3 separate regions of the Homo sapiens genome follow, and all the other regions are linked to region 1. A link is a loop called in an ENCODE intact Hi-C map of the cell type or tissue named here. Cell type or tissue: GM12878. All regions are shown on one strand.

Region 1 (8,000 bases):
TTGGCAAGGCCAAGGCTATGGAGCAACTGGAGCTCTCACGCATTACAGATGGAAATGCAAAATGGCAGTCCCTTTTTTTTTTTTTTTTTTTTTTTTTGAGATACAGTCTCACTTAGCCAGGCTGATCTTGGCTCACTGCAGCTGCCACTTCCCAGGCTCAAAGGATCCTCCAGCCTTAGTGTCCTGAGTAGCTGGGACCACAGGCATGAACCACCATGCCTGGCTAATTTTTGTATTTTTTTGTAGAGGCGGAGTTTTGCCGTATTGCCCAGGCTGGTCTTGAACTCTTGAGTTCAAAGTGGTGATCCACCTGCCTCGGCCTCCCAAAGTGCTGGGATTACAGGTGTGAGCCACCGCACCAGGCTGGCAGTCACGTTAGAAAACAATTTGGCAGTTTCTTATAAACATACACTTACTATGTGATCCAGCAGTCCTACTCCAGGTATTTATTTTAGAGAAATAAAAATATATGATAACACAAATACCTGTAAGAATGTGTATAGCAGCTCTATTCCTAATTGTCAAATACTGGAAGCAACCCAAATATCATTCAACCAATGGATAAACAAATTGTAATACATCCATGCATTGGAATACTACTCAGCAAAAAAGGAGCAAGCACACAATTTGGGAGACTTCCAAAGTCATTATGATGAGTAAAAAAGTCAGTCTCATTAATATGATATTCCTGAGAGAACAAAACTATATTCGTGGAAAACAGTTCAGTGGTTGTCGCGGTACTGGGTAGAGGGAAGTAGGACTACAAAGGGATAGCATGAGAGAGTTTTTTGGGTTAATGCAACTGCCCTGTATCTTGATTGTGGTGGTTACACAAATCTATACATTTGTAGAACTGTTCACCAAAGGATGTTATTTTTACTATATGTTAAAAATATAATAAACCAAATAAGGAATAAAGTTTTGATATATGCAACAACATGGATACGTCTCAAAATAATTATTCCAAGTCAATGAAGGCAGGCTGGCCGGGCACGGTGGCTCACGCCTGTAATCCCAGCACTTTGGGAGGCCGAGGCAGGCTAATCACCTGAGGTCAGGGGTTTGAGACCAGTCTAGACAACATGGCAAAACCCTGTCTCTACTAAAAATACAAAAATTAGCCAGGCATGGTGGCACGCGCCTGTAATCCTAGATACTCGGGAGGCTGAGGCAGGACAATTGCTTGAACCCGGGAGACAGAGGTTGCAGTGAGCCAACATTGCGCCACTGCACACCAGCCTGGGCAACAGAACAAGACTCTTAAAAAAAAAAAAGAAAAGAAAAGAAAAGAAAGAAAGAAAGAAACTAGACTATGATTCCATTTTTATAAAATTCTAGAAAATGCCAACTAATCTATAGTGACGGAAACGAGGTCAGTGATTGCCTGGGAAGAAGGGATTGCTGGAAGGCATGAGGACATTTTGGAGGTGATTAATGTGTTCAGTATCTTGATTGTTCTGATAGTTTCACAGGTGAATACACATTCTAAACTTATTGAATTGTACACTTTAGCATGCCCGGCTTTTCATATACTTTAGTAAAGCTGAAAGATAAAATACAATGGCTGCCCTCAAGGAATGCAGGATCCAGTGACAAGGAAACTAAACCAGAGTTACAGAAACTATGGGGACCCAAAGCAGAAATCTCTCTCCCCTACCCCAGCCCAACTCAGAAATCCTCCTGTGACTGGTTACAGCTGATGCTTTTTAACTTGCATCCACAGCCTGAGTGACAGAAATCACAAGATCAGCTCACGATAAAGCCAAGCACTGGAGAAAATTTCACTTTTTTCAGAATGTTCTTCATGCATTTCATCTTATGTCTTCCTGCGGTACCGCAGCCTACCATTCCCAGCATGTGACCTTGGGCAAGTTCCTTGGCCTCTCTAATTCCCACTTTCTTCATATGAAACATGGTGATATGGTTTGGCTCTGTGCCCCCACCCAAATCTCATCTTGAATTGTAATTCCCATAATCCTCACCTGTGGAGGGTGGAACCTGGTGGGAGGTGATTGGATCAGAGGGAGGTTTCCCCCATGCTGTTCTCGTGATAGTAAGTGAGTTCTCACGAGATCTGATGGTTTTATAAGGGGCTGTTCCAGTTTCGCCCATTTGCGGTCTCTCTGGTCTGCTGCCATGTAAGACGTGCCTTTGCTTCTCTCTTGGCTTCTTCCATGATTGTTTCTTGAGGCCTCCCCAGCCATGTGTAACTGTGAGTCAATTAAGCCTCTTTCCTTTATAAATTGTCCAGTCTTGGGTATGTCTTTATAGCAGTGTGAGAATGAACTAATACACATGGGTAATCCACATACCCAACTGCCAGGGTTGGTGTAAGGAGTGAAGGAATCATCTGTAACATAACAACAGATACCCAACTGACAGATAATACTTCTGGGAGGACTCAGTTTTATACCTTTATGAGTGTGAGTGTGTGTTTAGGATAACAGGCATGTAACACTCCTGATACTGAAAAAGAAAAGACAGAACTGAAACTCTGGGTCAGGAAACCACAGTCTTAAGTGAGATTGGGCACTTTTCCATCCCACTTACATCCTGAGATCAAGAGAAAACCCCATTCCAGTTTACAGATGGGGCCATGAGACACAAAGGGCTAACTGATGACAAACCTGGTACTCCTGACTCCTAGTCCAGTGCTCTGACAACAAGGGCAGATTTGGGGGACAAAGGCCATGGAGGAACCAAAAATGGGAGCTAGAAATTGAGTAGAGGAGGTAATTGGGTGAGAAACTCTAAAAAGCCATAGCAAGCCAGGCACAGTGGCTCTCGCCTGTAATCCCAACACTTTGGAAGGCCAAGGTGGGAGGATGGCTTGAAGCCAGGAGTTTGAGACCAGCCTGGGTAACATAGTGAGACCCTTCTACAAAAGCTAAAAAATTAGCCAGGTATAGTGGCACACACTTTTGTTCCCAGCTGCTTGGGAGGCTGAGGAAGGAGGATCACTTGAGTCTGGGAGGTGGAGGATGCGGTGAGCCATGCATCTGTTCACACTGCTGCACTCCAGCCTGGGAACAGAACAAGACCTCATCAAAAAAAAAAAAGAAGAAGAAGAAGAAGAAAAGAAAAGCCATAGTATTCTGCCCTCGAGGGGCAGGGTGAGAAGGCAGGTGGCAGTGAAGGAGCAGCATTCATTACATTCATTCCTCCCTCCATCCATTCATTCTGCTGCTGATATGCATGGATGCCTCCATAGGACAGCAGCGTGCTGGGATCTGAGGGTTCAGTAAGACAGGCCCCTTTCTCTGCAGAGCTCACACTGATGCAGGCCTGAAAGGTGAGGACATAAAAGTGGTGTTTTGACACAATTCCAATTCTGTCAGTGAGTTTGGCCCCAGCTTAGCCAGTCACCCTGTCTTGTTCTTGGTGCCCACTGGGCCAAATGCGAGGGTGAGGAGCAAGAAGCTGCGAGGTGTGGAGTGGTCTGGAGAAGGAGTAGAGGTGGAGGATGGGTGCTCTCCATCTCCTGTAGGCCTTCTGAGCTTAGGGTGTCTCCCACCTGCCCTATCTCCTTGTTGGGTGAGCTGGGGTTGACTCCCAGAAGTCAAAGGGCTCCTGCGCAGAAGGCAGAACTGGAGCAGAGGGCTTGGCTCCTCCCTGTACCCTGTGCGCCCAGTGTGGGGGCCTTGGGGGACCCAGACGGGGAAGGCTAGTGCACAGGTACTTCACCTCTGAGGTGGGGACAGAAGGGTTTTAGGATTAACATCTGCCGACCACCAGAGGCCGGTGTTGGGACATGCAGGTGACCCAGAAAACCGCCTCTGCCCGGGGACAGTACACAGAGCGTAGCCTCCCTCAACCCAGGCTTCTGTGTCACACAGGCTTCCTTTCCTTTTCTGATATGTCAAGCCTTAACCTCTTAGAACCTTGTGGGCAGGAGCAGCACTGGACAGCCGTGTGGCCAGCCAGGATCCTGCTCTAGGACTTTTTTTTTGGAAATACCTGCATCAGCCACTAGAGGGAGGTAGGAAGCTGAGATCTTGGGTCCATAGGTGAGCAATGAATTGTTACAAAAGGGCTACAGAAATTGCTCTGTGTATTAGAAATAAACTGCAATTGGGTGAAGAGAGAGGGGGAACTGGCAAGATGGCACAAAGCTGCAGACAGAATGGAAAGGGGGTGAAGAAGAAGAAGTTCTATCACTGTAGCGTGACCACAGGACTTCAAGAATAGGAGCACTAGCGCTCACTTTGAAGTTGCTTCTGCCACAGGCAGATCCGGGTGATGGTCAGCTTGGCTGTGTGAATGGGACTCAGTGGAAAGGACTGCCTTCTGTGGGGTGCAGAACAGGGGCATTACTTTTTGAATGTCCTGATGAGCCACACACAGATCTAACCATGCTGTATCAGGAGAGAGTCAGTGCTAGTCATGCACAGTCATGCACAAGGGAACTTGCAAACACCCTGGCAAAAGCTTTCCACTTGCACGTGAGCAAATAGGAGCTTGAGCCTGTCGTCCAGGTCTTAGGAGCCTGAGAGAGCCTGACTGATGTCTGTGTTACACAAGAGGGGTCTAGGGCCACGAGGCAGCAAGTTAGGAGGAAGAACGTGGGAATCCCAGGTCCAGGGAGCCCCCGCCACCTGCAAACAAAAAATAGGGAAGGAAGGCTTTCCCAGCAGAAGGTAAAATTTGGGTCTGGATTCTGAGGAGAGAGAAGCAGCTGCATAGAGGTGGGAGAAGAGAGAGATCAGATGCCCACTACAATGCCCTGCACTGTAGGATTCTGTCTTCTCCTCCAGCCCACCCTGCACCATTCACCCTGTATAACCATGTCACTCACCATGGAGCAATAGCATCCTAACTTGTTTCTCTGGTCGAACATTACAACCTAATCTGTGCCCACACAAAAGCTAGAGATCTTTTAAAAATGTAAGTTGCCGGGTGCAGTGGCACACACCTGTAATCCCAGCACTTTGGGAGGCCAACATAGGCAGATTGCTTGAGCCCAGAAGTTTGAGACCAGCCTAGGAAACATGGAGAAATCCCATCTCTACAAAAAATACAAAAATTAGCCTGGCGTGGTGGCACATGCCTATAGTGCCAGCTACCCAGGAGACTGAGATGGGAGGATCACCTGAGCCCAGGAGGTTGACGCTGCAGTGAGCTGTGATGGTGCCACTGCAATCCAGCCTGGATGACAGAGTGAGACCCTGTCTCAAAAAAAAAAGTAAGTCATCTGACCCTCCTCTGCTTTAAACCCTCAGGGACTTCCCATTACTAGAATGAAATGCAAAGTCCTTTCTCTGGCCTGCATGAGTCTGCATGAGCCCTCTCTTCCCTCCCTAGCCTCATCTCCTACCTCCCTGCTAATGTGCTCCAGCCATCTGTCTTCCTGCTGTTCTTCAACCACACCAACTTCATTCCTGCTACTATACTTTCACACTTGCTGTCCCTCTGTTTAACTATCGCCAGCCCCCAGGCTTTCACATAGATGGCTCCTTTTCATCATTTAGCTCTCAAATGTCACCTTGTCAGACATATAAAGTGGCCCTCTCTCCCTGGCACTTCCTGAATCTCCCTGGATCACGTTAGTCCCTAGCCCTTATCACATCCGACATGGCCTTTGCTTGTCCAGTGACTCTTCCTCTGCTATCATGTATGTTCCTGGAGGGCAGAACCTTGTCTGTCACCTTCACTATTAATCCTTAGTGCCTGGCATGGTGCCTGGCACATAGTGGTGCTCAATAAATATTTTTGGAAAGAATAAATCTTCAATCAATCCTATTCAGTAGGTTTGATGATCACTTCCAATCTATAGAAAGGAAAACTGACTCCTAGAAAGATTAATTAACTTGCCCAATGGCAGGTAGCAGTAGAAGCAGAACTTAAAACCAGGTAGCCTGACTTTAGCATCTTAACACTGGGTTGTTTTGCTTCTACTACTTGCACTGAAGGCACTTACCACAATTTATAGTTGTTTTATTTGTTTGTTGTCTGACCCTCCTAAATGTGTATGATGCTGCTAGAGCAGGGCTATGTCCTGCTCCCTGCTGTGCCACCAATACTTAGAACAGTGCCTGGCACATTGCAGCTGTGTGAGTATTTGCTGAGTGAATGAATAAACAACCAAATGAACAGACAAGTGAGGGATGACTGTGGAGGAATAGGGGGTGCCAGTGTGGCAGTTTCCCAGGCCCCAGCTGGATCCCAGTGCCCAGTCCAGCTGTACCCACGTAAAGGGATCTGCCAAGAGGTGGCTTTTCGCTGTTGCAGAAGGCATCTCTTGGGGCTGATGACGGTGAGTCTCTCATTCTTAACAGCAAGAGTCACCCTGCTCCATGAATCTTCAAATTTGGGGTCATTTCCCACCTAAAGGCAGAGATTTGGCCTATGTTCCCAACCACAGCTGAGAGTCCAACCTGCCCCTCGGGTGACACACATGGCTCTGGGTAGATCCGTGTATACTGCCTCGATTCTACTCATTACATTATGTCAGCACCTTTTTCAGCTTCTGAGAAACAGGAAGCATCATGATGTGTGGTGGGGCTTGAAGAAGATGATAAGAGACATAATCACATTTCTTTGGTTGGGGCACAGAGGGCTGGGGTTCCTGTTTGCTCTGACTCTAAAGTGTCACCTTTTCCCTTAAGCCAGAATGTTGGAGGATGAGGACTATTTAGACAACCTGCTTTCAAGGGGAAAGAAAAGAGCAGGGATCAGAGCCTTTAAAATTATTATTATGAAACATCATACATACAAAAAAATTACAATCTCTATGTATAGTTTAAAACATAACAAAAACCCATGTGTCCACCACCCAACTGAAGGGAACATTCCCTCTCCCCATGAAGGTGTCCCTCCAACAGCTTCCATGTCCCTCCCCACCAAAGGGAACCATTATCCTTATTTTTTTGGTTAATCATTTATTTGTTATTCTTGTTTTATTATATATATAAATATCCTCTAATTATATATGATTTCATTTTTCCTATTTTTGCCCTCTTTATAAATGGAATCATGTTGGATGTATTTATTTAATATTTGCTTTTACTGGTCAACAAAATGTTTTCAGACTCATCCATGTTGATACATATAACTGTAGTTTATTTATTTACTGTATTTACTTTACTATAATCTTCTAAATGAGTAAGCCATAATTTATTTATCTATTTTATTACTGATGGACATTTTGCAGATTTTTTTTTTTTTTTTTATGATATGGAGTTTTGTTCTTGTTGCCCAGGCTGGAGTGCAATGGTGCCGCCTCGGCTCACTGCAACCTCTGCTTCCTGTGTTCAAGTGATTCTCCTGCCTCAGCCTCCCGAGTAACTGGGATTACAGGCATGTGCCACCATGCCTAGCTAATTTTTTTTTTTTTTTGTATTTTTAGTAGAGACGGGCTTTCACCATGTTGGCCAGGCTGGTCTCGAACTCCTGACCTCAGGTGATCTGCCCACCTCGGCCTCCCAAAGTTCTGGAATTACAGGCGTGAGCCACTGCTCTTGGCCCATTTTGGGGGTTTTAAAAGTTTTAGTTGTTAAGAACATGCTGCAAAAAGTAAGTAAAACTAAAGAAATCTGAATAAGATATGGACTTTAGTTAACAATAATGCATCCATATTGATTCATTAATGTGACATGTATAGCATACTAATGTAAGATGTTAAGGACTGGGTGCTGTGGCTCACACCTGTAATCCCAGAACTTTGGGAGGCCGAGGTGGTGGATCATGAGATCAGGAGTTCGAGACCAGCCTGGCCAAGATGGTGAAACCCCATCTCTACTAAAAAATGAAAATACAAAAATTAACAGGGCACGGTGGCGGATGCCTGTAATCCCAGCTAGGTTGAGGCAAGAGAATTGCTTGAACCCGGGAGGCAGAGATTGCAGTGAGCTGAGATTGTGCCACCGCACTCTAGCCTGAGTGACAGAGGGACACTCCGTCTAAAAAAAAAAAAAAAAAAAAAGAAAGATGTTAAGAATAGGGAAAATTGGATATGGAGTACGTGGGAACTTTCTGTACTATCTTCCCCATTTTTCTGTAAA
Region 2 (8,000 bases), 230 kb after region 1:
CTGTTTATTAGAATAGAATTAATGCCCAAGTTGCTTTTGTCCAACTAAAAATCAAGTGACCCTTTTTCTGGAGGTTATAGTAATACTTCTGTTTATCTAAAAACATAGGATCAAGCCTTTAATGTACTTGGTACTCAAATGTTTACTCATAGACAAGCCTCATTAGTCCCTCTGTGGGAAAAGCCATAGTTTTTCCAGAACTGAACCACCTTCAATCAAGGTTGAAGGAAATGTGTTTGCAGTTGCGATGCTAAAAAACCCATAGGAGGTTTTATCAATGTGTCTGGTACAGACTAGGAAGCTCAAAAGCATAGTTTTTTTCTCTATGCCCAGTACCCACGGTAGGGATCAGGAATAGGGAGAGGCAGAACCCATGGCTCCTGGAAAGCTTGGGGTGAGTTCTTGCAGCTGAACAGGGGAGATGGCACAGCCCCAGCCTCCAAAGCACCTTTGGGTATGAGCTAGCATGCAGCTGGGGGATCAAGACCCGGTTTCAGAGGGGGACCATGTGATGTTCACTACATAACTACCTGAGGATTTGACAGATAGCCAAGATCTGGTTTAGTATTTCTTTCAGAAGCATTTTCTGTGGCAGGCCACAGGAAGACAACTCCACTAAGGTCATGAATGCCCAGTCCCCATGGGTAAGAAAACAAAAGCTACTATGACATGATGTAGGGCTTTGGCCTCTTTATTTTCTTTTTACAGTTTATTCCACAAGTAAAAGACTTCACAAAGCACTATGGCTCTGACTATTCCCCGAATGAGCTGCTGAGGATGGAGCTGGCTATTCTGGACAGACTGCACTGGGACCTCTATATTGGGACGCCGCTGGACTTCTTGACTATAGTGAGTAAGGAGGTGTTTACAGAGTCTACCCTAAACTCGTTTGTGCCTTTGGAACAGCTGTTTACAACATGGGATGGCAAAGCACAGGCGTGCACACGCCCTTGCACATGCACCACAGTGAGGTGACGCACAAGGCTCATGACATACGGAAGAGTGAAAAGGTATCTTAAATCCAACACAGTTCCACCAGACTCCCACTTCTAAAGGACATTAAATTAACTTTACAAAGATTTTTAGACGGCACTATTATGGTGAGTTTCTCTTTTAAATACACACTGCAAAAATATTTAACTTTCCATTCTATGAATACTGTACATAAATATCTGTCTGCTTTTGCTACACTTTACACACATTCACTTAGCTGTCTTTATTCACCTACACACAATCCTTATTGAAGCTTTAGACCATATTGATCTGGCACTTAAAAAAATATCATACATTAGTTTGTATTTGTTTTAGTTGGGGGAATGATGGTCATCCTTAAGGATATGATTCTGTTAGTAAGGCAAAATTATGCAATGTGGAAATCTCATGGGGTTTTGGTTTGTTATGAAGCATGAAGATTAAATTACTAAAGACTGTTTCATTACGAAAACTGGCCACCGTTGCCAAGTTGCAGAGTTTCGTCTTATGATAAGCAGATACAAGTAACTTTTCTGCTACCTTGGTCTTGAATAGTATGTTTCTATTTTTCAGAATGGAAACATTGTCATCTAGGTACTTTCCGCTCATAACGATGATGTCACAAAGCAGACTTTTTTTTTTTTTTGGTCCCGGAGTGGAAGCTCAGCTTGGCCACAGGATGGGCATTAAGCCTCAAGCCCCTTACGGAGCCATGGATAGGAATGAAAAGGGTTGGGCAACATTTGATGTTCCCTGATGGAAATTTAAATTGTTTGCACTTTTGATCATTGATATAGGAAAAGTATGGCGTTTTCTGTTCTAACATTAAAAACCATGGTCTCCAGTTCCATGCCCTGGTGGTCCTGAGCTGGCCCCATGTGTTGGAGCTGCTGCCTCAGAGGAATCCTTCCCTCCACGTCGCATCCCTGACCAGGCAGCTGCAGCACTGTATGGCGGGCCACCAGCTGCTGCAGTTCAAGGGCTCCACACTGGCCTTGGTCATCATCACCTTAGAGCTGGAGAGGCTCATGCCCGGCTGGTGTGCTCCTATATCTGATCTGCTAAAGAAAGCACAGGTAGACATCAACTTTGCCCCAGACCAGGCTCTGTGTTTTGCCCCTTTAGCTGACACACTCTGACCCCAAAGGGGTACCCTTTGCCCTTGTAGCCTCTGGAAAATGTTCTGGCCATAACCCTGGAAAGAGTCTGCCCAAAGGCTAGGCTTTCCACACTTGGTCACGCTCTATGCACTTGAGATGGGACATGTGTTCCCTTCACTGGACCAATGGGGGTGGTCTCTGAGAGTGAGAGAATCTTTATCTCAATGGGAGCCCTTGTAGCCAAGAGGACTGTGGGGAGTCAGGGGTATGTCTGGCTTAGGAGGAAGCAACCCTGAGCTTAATACTGAGGAGCATAAATTCTAAACTCCTTCACCTCTCCTTTGTATGAGTGTGTGGTACCAGGTACAGGGGTACCATGAGGCAAGCATTGTGGGGGCACAAGGAGGAGAGGGGTGTGTCAGAATCCCTCAGAACAGATAGGTTAGGATGGAATGCATAGTTAGACTAATGACAACTTTACTGAGGTTGGAAATGGATGTCCCTGAGATGGTAGGATTAGTGGTCCTTAGTTGGGTGGTTGGACCTTCCTGAACTTGCTTCATGCTAACATTTTGGCACTCAATTGCCAATTTCTTAGAATGTATGATGGTTCTGCTTGAAGATGGCCACTCTATTCTAATACAGGTTGGTGATATGCAGTACAGCTGCTGCAAGGAACTTGTAATGCAGCAACTGAGAAGTCTTCAGTCATCCTCCTGCACAGACAACTTTGTGTCACCTGCCAACTAGCCCCTCTGCCTCCACCCCGGGGCTTTCAGAGCATAGTGTGAAACCTCCTTGCTTGGACTACCATGAGTTCTTTGGCTTGTTATGAATCCTGTAAAAAGGGAAGGTGGCTCTGGAAGAGCAACTGAGAAAAAGTTCCCAACTGAGCCCTTGGAAAAAAAATAAAGGGGAGAGGGGAAAGGCAGGCTGAGGTCAGTAGAGGTCAGGGTGGTCTGATAGACTATGACCCTGTCTTCCCTTTTTCTCCTCTGGGCCTGAAGCCAGGGAGTATGAATGAATGTTCAAATGGCAGCTTGTTTTACCTTCCTTCTCCAGCAAGGGTTGGCATTGGCCCCTGGGAGCGCTGGAATATGAAACCAAGAGGCAGGCCTGGCTCAGGGCTGAAGGGCTGGGGCTAGCTCTGACCAGTTCTTGCTGCTCTACCTGCCAGAGCTGGCCAGGTCCTTCCAACTTCCCAGGCTTATCCCAAACACATATGTGGTGCTTCCAGTCCCAACTACCCTGCCTGCCACTCCTCACATGGGACAGTCTCTGCAGATGCATTTACCCAACCATGGCTATGACTTATGTCTTCCCTTTACAAGGACTGGATTATAAAGTATGCTTTGTTTAATGTAACTTGAGCAAGCTTTAGGCATATCTTTCCTTTGTTACTCTTAAGCAAAGTGGTTTCAGTTATTAGTTTAACTAGAGGGATTTTGTGCTAATGAATGGGTATTATAGGCTAACACCTGTGATGGGAGGCACAGCTCTGAATGCTTTCTGTTGGGATGAGCAGGTTCTGAGGCCAAGCCTGCTCCAACCACAGTGCTGCCAGGAGGAGGAGCCGGCTGCCTCTCTCATGCTGTGCTACCACAGAGCCATTCTCTAAGCAGGGGAGTGCAGCTGACAAAGATGCCAGCTGGGGCTGTGTAAGTTGTGTTGGGGGCATGAATGACTGAGCCACACATTCAGAGGTGGTTTGTGAAGTCTTCCACTGTGAACTATGGTTTTTTTTTTTTTTTTTTTTTTTTGGTGTGTTTGTGTAAATGTGCTAAGCCATGGGGTGGGAGGGGAAAGATTTACTAGGTGCAAAGTGGTCAAGGGCCAGATATACTATAATTGTCTATATTATAGAGTTAGTATACATCTGTATTTTTTCTTGACACACTTTTGCTTGTTGGTGCTTTCGTTAAAATTACACTTTAATTGCTTCCGATCCTGTATGAGTCTTATTTTGAGCTACCATGCATTTAGCCTTGCGAGAGTCAGATACATTTGGAACACTATCTCCTAGGTCATATCAAGAACTCTCCTCTAGTCCAGAACCCATTTTACAGATGGAGATGCTGAGGCCATGCTGCTCACAGCTTCCAGTGGTGGCCGTTGAGTGCCCTCTGCCTCCTTCCTTCCAGTGTAAGTGGGACCACAGTGCATGAGGCAGAAGGACATCCTGAGGGCCCATACCAGTTTAGGCATCCCAGGCTTTAGGGGAACTGCTGGAAGACATCTGCTGCTTAACCAGGTGGCTATGGATGTGAGCTGGATTCTGAGAGCTGATCCAACTCAAACCTCTTGGAGAAAGCAGAGGGTAGACATGTGAGTCCTAGGACTGGGGTAAGAGACAACCTTCTGCTCTGGCTTTCTATAAATGATAGAACTCTTCTATAGGGAAGCTCACTTTTGTATTGCCGAAGTCCCACTCGTGGATTTTTAAAAATCTTATGTGCTTTTCAAGCTTGCCGTGGGGCCCCAGGTCCCATCCTACTTCCCTCTAATATTCTTTTCTGACATTAGGAACTCCTATCCCACCTCAACTCAGAGATTGGGAAACATTTCTCAGGGAGAAATATGGATACAATCTATTTTCCTTTTGACCCCAGCTATTGAAAGGCAGGGATTGGTGAAGGAATGAGGCTGAAGAAAATGGAGATGGAAAAAGCTCAGAGGCAGATGCTATGGCAGAAAGAAAGGTAGGTGGGCTCAGGGAGGAACAGGGCAGGGGGAGCATCATAGACCTGTCTTAAACTTGTCCAAACAGTACTTCCCTGAAATGAATGAGCCAAGTCATTTGATGATGTTTCCACCACCTAGGAGGCCCTCCTCCCCCTGGCTTCCTGGAGAGTCTCTGTCCTTCAAAGCTTGGTGAATACTTTACTTTGCCTCCCTGCTGCCTGCACAAGTAGAGCTGAGCTATGCCTGCATTAGGGATGTGTTCATACCACTCTCCCTGCAGGGGTCCCCATTTTCTCATTTTGGTCTTCCCAAACCTACCTAGTGCTCAATGGAGAAAGCTCCTTAAAAAACAAACCCACATACTTTTTATCACTTCTTTTCACCAGTCTGCTCTTCCTCAGCCACTTTTGCCTGTCCCCTAGGGCTTTCTACCTCTAAAAAACAGTCTCAGGTCCACCAGCCCACACCATCAGGCTGTGTACTTTAACACTAGCCACACTTTCACTACTCTTCCATCATTCCATTGAGATGCCAAGGAGCAGGTGTAGCTCAGGATTTAAGGGTACAGACTACCAGCGTTCAAATCTCAACTTCTCCAGTTACTTGCCATGTAACCTTGGGTAATTACTTAAACCTCTGTGCTTCAGCTATAAAATGGGGATGAATGGTCCCTAATCATAGGATTAGGATGAGGATTAGAGGAGTTAATGCATGTAATATGGTTCCGAGCAGTCCTGGCACTCGAATATTAGTAGTCCCGTGGCAAGCCTTTGTGTTAAGGAGGAACACTCCTCAAGGGCAGGTGCCCCTTTTCTCATGTCCTGCACCCAGTTAACCAATAAAGATTCATGGACCACAGGCTGCCCCTTTACCTTCCTGTAACTTTCCTGTGACTCTTCCCTCCATCCCCCACCTATGCAAGAGCCTTTCACAGATGTCTGTAGCAGGGTTTCCTATTAAAACAATTCCTACAGAAGTAGATCAACCTCCACAAAATTCAAAGAACAGACAAGCTGTATTTTACCACAGTTGTAGCAGATTAATGGGCTCAGGAAACGTTAAATCAGAAAAGCTACTGCCCAAAAAAGACACCACAAAAACTCAAAATAAATGCAAAATTTAATGAAAAAAATAAGTACAAAGTGAATGGAAAAGAACAAAAACAGTCAATGAATGCAGGAGTAAATGAATTAACACGTGAAGCAATTTTAGAAAAGCATGTTAACGTAACAGACTAGCAAGCCACACTTCCTCAGGCCTCGTATCCATGAGCCCCACTTAACAGGGAGCCCACATTTACACATACACAAACATATGCAGTCAGTAATGCACAATTACAAACCACCTAGATCAGGGTACCCACAACTAGAAAGAACATATTTCCACATCGGCCTGGGACAGGTCTGGTTTATGCCTTTTGATCTGGTGTAATTAATAGCATCCCCTTTCTCTCTCAATAGTCCCAATTTGGGCAACGAATTATATGGTGATTCTTCTACCTCAAACAAACATGGTTTATGATAAAGACATGATAGTAAATGCCAACATGATCCTGTAAGACAGCCCTAATAAAGCCAACAAATGACAATGAGAAAAAGAGGGGTAAATGAGACTCTGCAGACAGGGTCACATTCTATGGGGGCTAACTTACTAAACAGTGGCAAGTTTTAAGCTCACTTTATGCACCAAGGTTTAATTTGGTCTCAGCTAAAGAAGACAAAATTCCAAACACAAACAGCAGGGGAGAGGTGCAGTGAGGCTTGCTGGAGGGACCTGTGGAGGCAGCTCAGACCAGAAAACACAAGTCTGTCAAGTGTCCTGAAGATCCTGGGAAGGCTTAGGCCCGCAGGCAGCCAGCCACGAGTATGGCCTTTCAGTATGCCTGGGGTGCGACCCGCAGGCCACAATGGACGAATGGCCAAGTCTGCATACTCCAGAGTCCTAGGTTGGCCCATGAACCAGGAATTCTCATTTCTTATGTATCCAATGAACCTGCTGGGTCACCAGGCCTCATCTTCATAAATATGTTAGCTGAGAGAGGCTATCTTAAAGGTCATGCTCTGACCCAACTGCATACACTTTCAGACATAAAATTACCCTAGAGATGAGCCATTGGCAGCCCACATTTGCCCTGGATATGCCAGTTTACCTTTTTAGATACCCTCACTGAAGCATCAGTTTTCAATTGCAACCAGATACGGACTTATTGTGACGCTAAGGAAGCTTAATCTTCAGGGCCCCTTCCAAGACCCTGTACCTAATTTTATATTAACATTGTTTTTCTTAAAGAAGTCTTTCTAAATAATTCAAGCTTTCAGCCCCATAAAATTTAGATCCACCCCTGGTCATAGCATAAAAAGTTGAATTGTCACTAGAACCTGCTCTGCTGCTGGAGCATGGAGCCCCTCACAGGTAAAGGCTGCCTCTTCCTGGCCGTGCCTCGGTGGACACACACAGCTCACCCCTCCACTTCTCCCTGAGCAGAACATCATCTCAGGAAGGCAGGAGGAAGCCAGGACTTGGTCCTGGAAATCAATAATGCAAGCCAGACAGAAAGGGGGAAATGGTCATGAGAAGGAAGACAGGGGCATGAAAAGCAAACTACCAATTCCACAATAAATTAGCACGTCTTCCTGAGGCTTCCAGCCAGGGAGTAGGCTAGACTGTGAGCTCCTTGAGGGGAGCGTTGTGCATTCCTCTGGGTAGCTCCAGTGCCCAGCACGGTGCTTCAACATTAAAACTACCCTTCCTTTCATTTAGTCATTTTACATCTCCCATTTTACCAGGCCGTATTCTCAACACTGACATTCTTGGTGGCTTGTAAACCAACAGGAGCATAGAAGAGTCAAAGCTGCTAGTACTTCCTTAAAATGTTCCCCTTTAGAGTGCAGCTGAAGGGGAAAGCTCCTTTGCCGCTCATTTTTCCCTAATTGTCTATATACATCAGACACCTTCATCTCTTCACCCTGTGACCCAGCCAGGAAAGAAGCAATGACTTTGAGGTAACAACCTTTTTCCCACTGAGTACTCTTTACATTTGGAATATGCAGGATTTGCTTGGGAGTCTTAATTGGAGTCAAACACTTAACACACACACATGGAGTTGGTCCCTGTCTACAGGTAGCACCTCTGGGGCACAGACAACAGCTTTGGGCTGCTGTTCCATTTACATTCACAGTAAAAACGCTGGACATGGTCTTGTTCATGTTCCAATTCCATCCATAAAGAAATGCCAAACACTGTCAT
Region 3 (8,000 bases), 110 kb after region 1:
AAGATTTGATAACATTCCCTCATAAAACTGAGTCTGGTGGCTTTAAAAGATGGAATTTTGACTGCCTTTTCAATTTTAACTGTCATATTCAAGGGCTGTTAATATCCTAGCCACTTTTCTCTGATCTTGAACAAGTCACTGATTTCATTGAATCTTAGTTTTGTTAATGGTAAATAGAGATAACAGTATCTAATTCCCAGTATTGTCGTAAGGATTAAATGAAATTGATTATTTAGCATAGTTTTGTCTCGCATATGGTAAATGGTCATCAATAATAATCATTATTATCATTGTTATTCCCTTATGTAGATTACTGTAGCGACCTTAGTCATCCCCATCTCTTACACAGTACAGCTGTAAATTCCATAGTAGACAGAGAGGATACGAAGATGAGTTAATGGTCCGTCCCACAGTGGTAGTCATCAACTCCATCCGACACACTCTTTGGTGGGTTGAGACCTCTCCCTGAACTAGATCTTTTTCCCGCAGTGCTGTGTCTCAGCAGACCTGGCCATGGGACAGGATGCACCACCTGTGTTGTATAAGGGAGCCAAGGCAGACTGCACGTGTGCGCCTTGGCCACCCCTGCCTTGTCTGGAGCTTGTTCTCCACATTAGAATGCTTATGTTAGTTTTTGAAGATTTTTAACTTGAATGGAAAGATAACTTTTTTTTAATGTCATTTGAAAAATCAGGATCATGATATATAAGCTATGGAAAGGCAGTCTTTACATGATTGGTCTAACATTCCATCAGTTTTGTTTTGTTTTTAGGAAATACTTAGATGTTTTGTCTCCTTTTGAAAGGAGCATAAAATGTTAGGCTGAGATAAATGTATAAGGTAGAAAATGGAGACTTGTTGCATTCTCATCAACAAGCAGAATATGGTTTTTTCCAGTCTTCTACTACTTCACAGTCCTTCATCTGATATTTAAAATGTATTTATGTTGAGTCATTTCTTTCTCTCTTGCTGGTGAACCAGAAGATCACGAAATGATTCTACAGAGGCAGTAGCATTATATTCAGTTTCTTTTTTTGTATGCATCAGATAAGAGGCCTGCAAATGGAAGTAAGTCGCCTCACATCCTCACATCCTTTGTATGATGATCGCAGTAATGTTTGCCTTTTTACCACTGGTGCAACATTTATTAGTTCATAAACCCGCTTCCAAAGAACCTAAGGGCTTTTTGATGAAAGGTGACTGTGGTGGGAACAATGTTAGGTTTTGACAGGCTACTTTTGCTTTTACAAACATTTCTCCTCTTTGTTTTTAGTGTTTAGAAACTACTACCTTAAAAGAGAGTTGAGGACAGGGACATGTCTGGACTAAGTGGAATTTAGTGCTTAGAGTTAGGATTTGGAATATAAATATGGAAGTTAATATTTAGAATTAGGATTTCTGAATCTGTGAAGGAAAGGTAAAATAAAATTTTGATGTCAGTTCAGCTTAAGCTTCTAAATCATTCTCGCTGAACCAAAGCTTCCAGTTGGTAAAAATCTAAGATCTGAGGAATAAAACCAACATAAGAAGCTGACTTTTGGTAAGCCTTAACAGTGATAGAAGAGGGACAAGGTGGCAGTTCGATTCTCCTATTTTCCCCATAGACTGCAGGCCCCTTGGCTAACCGTAAACCTTCTACCCTTTAACTCCCTGTCGTCCATTCAGCAGGCCTTCCTGTGACCCGTGAGTATCAGTGGAAGCATTCCCTCCAATAAGTTACCACGGCCTAAGAAAAAAGTCTAAAAAATTATGTTTCCTGAAGTTTTCACAGTATTTAAGTATTTACGTAAAGGAGTATTTGTTGTATCCTAGAGAGTGAATATGGAGAAGGGTACCCCTGGAGCACTAGAAATAAGCCTGCCAATTTTCAGTATTAGCCAAGCAGCAAAGTTTTGCTGCTGTTTATTTTTGTAGCTCTTACTATATTCTACTTTTACCATTGAAAATATTGAGGAAGTTATTTATATTTCTATTTTTTATATATTATATATTTTATGTATTTTAATATTACTATTACACATAATTATTTTTTATATATATGAAGTACCAATGACTTCCTTTTCCAGAGCAATAATGAAATTTCACAGTATGAAAATGGAAGAAATCAATAAAATTATACGTGACCTGTGGCGAAGTACCTATCGTGGACAAGGTGAGTACCATGGTGTATCACAAATGCTCTTTCCAAAGCCCTCTCCGCAGCTCTTCCCCTTATGACCTCTCATCATGCCAGCATTACCTCCCTGGACCCCTTTCTAAGCATGTCTTTGAGATTTTCTAAGAATTCTTATCTTGGCAACATCTTGTAGCAAGAAAATGTAAAGTTTTCTGTTCCAGAGCCTAACAGGACTTACATATTTGACTGCAGTAGGCATTATATTTAGCTGATGACATAATAGGTTCTGTCATAGTGTAGATAGGGATAAGCCAAAATGCAATAAGAAAAACCATCCAGAGGAAACTCTTTTTTTTTTCTTTTTCTTTTTTTTTTTTCCAGATGGAGTCTCGCACTTCTCTGTCACCCGGGCTGGAGCGCAGTGGTGCAATCTTGGCTCACTGCAACCTCCACCTCCTGGGTTCAGGTGATTCTCCCACCTCAGCCTCCCGAGTAGTAGCTGGAATTACAGGTGCGCGCTCCCACACCTGGCTAATTTTTTGTATTCTTAGTAGAGATGGGGTTTCACCATGTTGGCCAGGCTGGTCTCAAACTCCTGCCCTCAGGTGATCTGCCCACCTTGGCCTCCCAGTGTTGGGTTTACAGGCGTGAGCCACCGCGCCTGGCCTGGAGGAAACTCTTAACAGGGAAACTAAGAAAGAGTTGAGGCTGAGGAACTGGGGCATCTGGGTTGCTTCTGGCCAGACCACCAGGCTCTTGAATCCTCCCAGCCAGAGAAAGAGTTTCCACACCAGCCATTGTTTTCCTCTGGTAATGTCAGCCTCATCTGTTGTTCCTAGGCTTACTTGATATGTTTGTAAATGACAAAAGGCTACAGAGCATAGGTTCCTCTAAAATATTCTTCTTCCTGTGTCAGATATTGAATACATAGAAATACGGTCTGATGCCGATGAAAATGTATCAGCTTCTGATAAAAGGCGGAATTATAACTACCGAGTGGTGATGCTGAAGGGAGACACAGCCTTGGATATGCGAGGACGATGCAGTGCTGGACAAAAGGCAGGTATCTCAAAAGCCTGGGGAGCCAACTCACCCAAGTAACTGAAAGAGAGAAACAAACATCAGTGCAGTGGAAGCACCCAAGGCTACACCTGAATGGTGGGAAGCTCTTTGCTGCTATATAAAATGAATCAGGCTCAGCTACTATTATTACACTCTCCTGAAGCTAACCAACATTTCCTGCAACATTATGTAGACTTTTAAAAGAAGGGCCTGAAGCATTCTCACAGGATAGGCTAAATGTAGAACAAGAAGCTGAAGACCCGTTAGAGTTTTCATGGCACTCCTTATCAGAATAAGGTCACTGTCTCATCAGTTATAAGACATACCACTATTTTATGTGCCAGCAGGAATGAAAAAATGCAATTATAACCATAAGATGTTTCAGAATCAATGACATAATAGTATTGCAAACCAGATTCTAGCTTAAGCTAGAATGAATATTCCAGTATAGTAAGGAGTCTCATTAAGAAAGTAGCCCCTCATAGAACTAAGTCCCTACCACAGCATACACAAAGACTTAGCTGCTGGGTCAGGCCATCTGGCTTCAGGTAAGGCTCTGTGAGGACAGCCTACATTGGAAATCAGGAAGAGGAATGAAGTTTTAAAGAATCAGGAATATGGCATCCTTGGGGAACAAGGCTGGATCCTTCACTGTGCACAGGTTTGTAACAAAGATGTCACAGATACTTGAGCTTTCTGCTTTCAGATCAAGGCAGAAGATTACACTTGATAACACCTCTAGGCCCTTGACTTTTTTTAAATAAAATTCTAAAATCATAGAAATAGATGCTTACATTATCTAACTCATTTTCATAGTTTGCAGTTTTTGCTTAAAGAACATGCCATGCAGCTGGGCATGGTGTCTCACACCTGTAATCGCAGCACTTTGGAAGGCCGAGGCGGGCAGATCACCTGAGGTCAGGAGTTCGAGACCAGCCTAACATGGTGAAACTCCGTCTCTATTAAAAATACAAAAATTAGCTGGGCATGGTAGCATGTGCCTGTAATCCCAGCTACTCGGGAGGCTGAGGCAGGAGAATTGCTTGAACCTGGGAGGCGGAGGTTGCAGTGAGCCGAGATCGTGCCATTGCACTCCAGCCCAGGCAACAAGAGCGAAACTCCGTCTCAAAAAAAAAAAAAAAAAAGAACATGCCATGCATATATGTATTATGTTGTCAGCCTAGACAGCTGATCCCAATTTAAAGCATCTGCAGATTACTGTCTAAATCATAGTCTACAAAAATGACAAACTTGTGATCTGTAATCAGTATCCCTACGTGCTTTGATGATTTTTAGTGGTAATTATAAATGAGAAAATACAGAGTTTGAAACATGGTCTCTTTGAATTAAAAATACTTTCAAAAATATCTTGAGGAAAAAGATTTTTTGTAGCTATTCTGAGTTATGAAAATTAATTAGCAATAATTGTCTCCTTGGTGTGAGGGGAGAGAACAAATAATGGAGGTGGGCCTCCAGCCTACCTAACACTGGCTTTTGCTGAGGCTCTAGCAGCCAGCCAGGGGCTCTGCATGTGAGTGGGTGGTGGTAGAGTTGACAGCAGTTTGGATTCAAAGACAGGAAGGAAATGCCTGTCCCTCACAGGGCCAAGCTGTGGCCCTGTCTTCTGGCTTGCCTAGGCATTAAAGAAAAGACATAAACTATTCTAAAATTACCAACTCACTGATGTGTGCGCACCCACCCACAAACTGAGGGGGAAAGGGGACTTACAGCTCACACCAGAGTAGTTTATACTTCCTAGAATAGCCCTACTCTCTCAATTCTGTGTGTCTTGTATCCTCAGATGGTTTCAGTGGGTCTGAGGGTTTTAGTATTAGGTTTCTAGTAACCACGAAAATGCCTAACAGTTCCAGTTACTTGGATTTTCTACAGGTAAGCTTAACTGAAACCACATTTCTATACTCCTGATACTTTGACCTAGGATTTTCTTTTTTATTCTCTCAGTCTCAGGATTATACACAAGAATATGGAAATTTAAAGGTAGCAGAGAAAAAGTGAGAGGCTCTAGAAAACGTGTCGAAGTTTTCTAACAGATCCCATTATCAGGCAAATAGCCAGGTCAAGAATTTTTAAGGTTGCTCATCTTACAGGATTATTAAAATTACAGATAAATGGCATTGTCTCTGTTTCTAGCCTTTGGTCTCAAGTTGGTTGTAGCTGATGTAATTTTTTATGTGAGAGCATCAGCGTTGTTCTGAGCATTTTGTTTTGTGGTGAATGATAGGCTGAGATCATGCAGGTTCTCCTTCTGGAGGACATAAGAATCTGGTCCCAGTGCTGGGCTCTCCCAGAGGGCAGTGCTTTACCTAACAGTGAACCTGTGACGTTTCCCACTTTTCCCTGCTGAAAAGATCATGTCAGGACTGCTTGCCTGCCATGAGATGAGAAGGTCTGTGCTGGGCTTCTCACATAGGGGCTTTTTTCCAGGTATTAGCCTCACTCATCATTCGCCTGGCCCTGGCTGAAACGTTCTGCCTCAACTGTGGCATCATTGCCTTGGATGAGCCAACAACAAATCTTGACCGAGAAAACATTGAATCTCTTGCACATGCTCTGGTTGAGTAAGTATCTCTTGCACATGCTCTGGTTGAGTAAGTATCTCACATTTGGGGACAGGTTGTGATAGTTCTTCAAAACCAAGAGAGTTCTGTGATGAAAACGTTCTCTAGCTGTGTTCCCCACTTCTTGGGGAAGCCAGTTGGTGCCAGGCCCTGGGCTTTACCTTTTGATAGTAATTCTTCAGATCCCTCCTAAAGGAACTAGATGGTGAACAGCAGCCCCAGACACATCCTGCAGCTCCCCAAGTGTGTTCACAGGGAGAGAGTCACTGTGAGGGGTTCCTGGCCTGGTTTTCCTGTAAACCTACCAGAGGAACCCACATGTCATGCACAGCAATTAGCATGCCCTGCTAAGACATCTGCAGGTAGTGGTAGTGGGTTTAGGACTGTCTCCCCAGCTTTCCACATGTGTCAGAGAACTGTGAGGAATGACAGAGCTCTTACTCAAAAAGCTTATTTGAGATTAGGTAAAGTCCAGTGAGGGTAAAATTGCACACCTTTTACCACATTCACCTGGGGTCAGTGTAGACGCCAAGGTTGTCAAGCAGCTCTTGCATAAGGACTATGCTGGCAGAGAAAAAGGCAGTTTCCCTGAGGTCAAAGGAGGTGTTTCAGGCACTCCTGGCTCCAGACAGTCCCTTTCTGGCAGAGAGGGCCAGAAGGAGAGCTCAGCAGCGCAGGGCCACCTTTCTGCAGCCATCATCACAAGTAAGGGCGAGTGCTTTTGAAACCTCAAATGCATCCAGCTCCAGGAAGGGGATAAGTGGCTAGCTAAAAGAAAAAGTCTTTCAGGTTTCAGTCACATTGCTGGTTACCTCAGCAAAATGTTCCCAGAACACCCACTCAGGTCCCTGTGTGTCATAGTAATGATGCATCTAGTGACTGGTGGTGGCAGAATTCTAAGTAGACCCAGCTCTTAAGAAAGCAGTGTTATTCCCCTTACCTGTAGTTTGTCTTTATTACTTTTAAATTTTTCTTCCAGAGAAAAGTAGTAACAGGTCAGGAAAATCCCAGGCGAAGGAGTAAGCCTTCTATAGTTGAACAGTTTGGATATTAAGGAAAACTCAATAAAATATTTATACCTGCTTTAGTGAGAACTTCTGATCTGGAAGAAACTAGTTCTTGTATTCCTGTGAGTCCCTAAGCCAGACCTAAGTGAGGAGTCAGGCCATGTGTCCCTACTGTCTGGAGAGGAGAAGAGACTCCTGCCTGGCTGGCCTGAAGGCCTGGGGCCACCCCTCCACTTCCTGCAGGGTAGCTGGGGCCCTGACACACAGCACAAGTTCATGTGTCTGACAAGGTTTGCGGTGACTTTTCAAATCAAAGAAGGGGTTATGCTCTTTACTAATAATATGTTCTGAATATATTGTTGCAGGATAATAAAAAGTCGCTCACAGCAGCGTAACTTCCAGCTTCTGGTAATCACTCATGATGAAGATTTTGTGGAGCTTTTAGGACGTTCTGAATATGTGGAGAAATTCTACAGGATTAAAAAGAACATCGATCAGTGCTCAGAGATTGTGAAATGCAGTGTTAGCTCCCTGGGATTCAATGTTCATTAAAAATATCCAAGATTTAAATGCCATAGAAATGTAGGTCCTCAGAAAGTGTATAATAAGAAACTTATTTCTCATATCAACTTAGTCAATAAGAAAATATATTCTTTCAAAGGAACATTGTGTCTAGGATTTTGGATGTTGAGAGGTTCTAAAATCATGAAACTTGTTTCACTGAAAATTGGACAGATTGCCTGTTTCTGATTTGCTGCTCTTCATCCCATTCCAGGCAGCCTCTGTCAGGCCTTCAGGGTTCAGCAGTACAGCCGAGACTCGACTCTGTGCCTCCCTCCCCAGTGCAAATGCATGCTTCTTCTCAAAGCACTGTTGAGAAGGAGATAATTACTGCCTTGAAAATTTATGGTTTTGGTATTTTTTTAAATCATAGTTAAATGTTACCTCTGAATTTACTTCCTTGCATGTGGTTTGAAAAACTGAGTATTAATATCTGAGGATGACCAGAAATGGTGAGATGTATGTTTGGCTCTGCTTTTAACTTTATAAATCCAGTGACCTCTCTCTCTGGGACTTGGTTTCCCCAACTAAAATTTGAAGTAGTTGAATGGGGTCTCAAAGTTTGACAGGAACCTTAAGTAATCATCTAAGTCAGTACCCACCACCTTCTTCTCCTACATATCCCTTCCAGATGGTCATCCAGACTCAGAGCTCTCTCTACAGAGAGGAAATTCT

The links. A loop is a pair of places that touch in the nucleus more often than their neighbours do. Peaks named below come from ENCODE experiments on the same cell type or tissue, not always from the same donor. Only the 100,000 strongest peaks of a DNase experiment are listed, where the experiment ranks them.
Region 2: a loop joins it to region 1, with 2.7 times the contacts of the local background. A loop is called at or near these places in 2 of 110 quality-filtered maps.
Region 3: it touches region 1 in a loop (2.6-fold over the local background); 3 of 110 quality-filtered maps call a loop at or near these places.

Annotation. Positions count from the first base shown.
Region 1 is chr5:132,522,969-132,530,968 of GRCh38, forward strand. No RefSeq gene overlaps it. Among named protein-coding and RNA genes, the nearest start is that of IL5, 17 kb to the right of the region's middle. RefSeq lists an enhancer at 3,798-3,847. In GM12878, a CTCF peak has its summit at 3,978 (motif pointing right); DNase peaks (open chromatin) are centred at 2,483, 3,049, 3,283 and 3,953; H3K27ac peaks cover 2,224 bases.
Region 2 is chr5:132,750,149-132,758,148 of GRCh38, forward strand. It overlaps CCNI2 (cyclin I family member 2), which reads left to right. Exons shown (of 6, transcript NM_001039780.4): 4 at 709-849; 5 at 1,818-2,048; 6 at 2,718-4,255. The coding sequence ends at 2,822. It overlaps SEPTIN8 (septin 8), which reads right to left. Exons shown (of 10, transcript NM_001098811.2): 10 at 671-2,033. The coding sequence ends at 1,868. Among named protein-coding and RNA genes, the nearest start is that of CCNI2, 6.7 kb to the left of the region's middle. RefSeq lists an enhancer at 1,493-1,702. In GM12878, CTCF peaks have their summits at 3,646 (motif pointing right) and 5,041; DNase peaks (open chromatin) are centred at 573 and 1,503; H3K27ac peaks cover 726 bases.
Region 3 is chr5:132,635,049-132,643,048 of GRCh38, forward strand. It overlaps RAD50 (RAD50 double strand break repair protein), which reads left to right. Exons shown (of 25, transcript NM_005732.4): 22 at 2,067-2,152; 23 at 3,033-3,175; 24 at 5,624-5,757; 25 at 7,130-8,000. The coding sequence ends at 7,316. TH2LCRR (T helper type 2 locus control region associated RNA) reads right to left here. Exons shown (of 3, transcript NR_132125.1): 2 at 7,150-7,234; 3 at 3,000-3,217. Among named protein-coding and RNA genes, the nearest start is that of TH2LCRR, 17 kb to the right of the region's middle. RefSeq lists silencers at 715-915, 6,314-6,463 and enhancers at 1,085-1,134, 4,571-4,650, 5,752-7,147. In GM12878, no CTCF peak of the experiment used is centred here; DNase peaks (open chromatin) are centred at 1,023, 4,873 and 6,510; H3K27ac peaks cover 3,772 bases.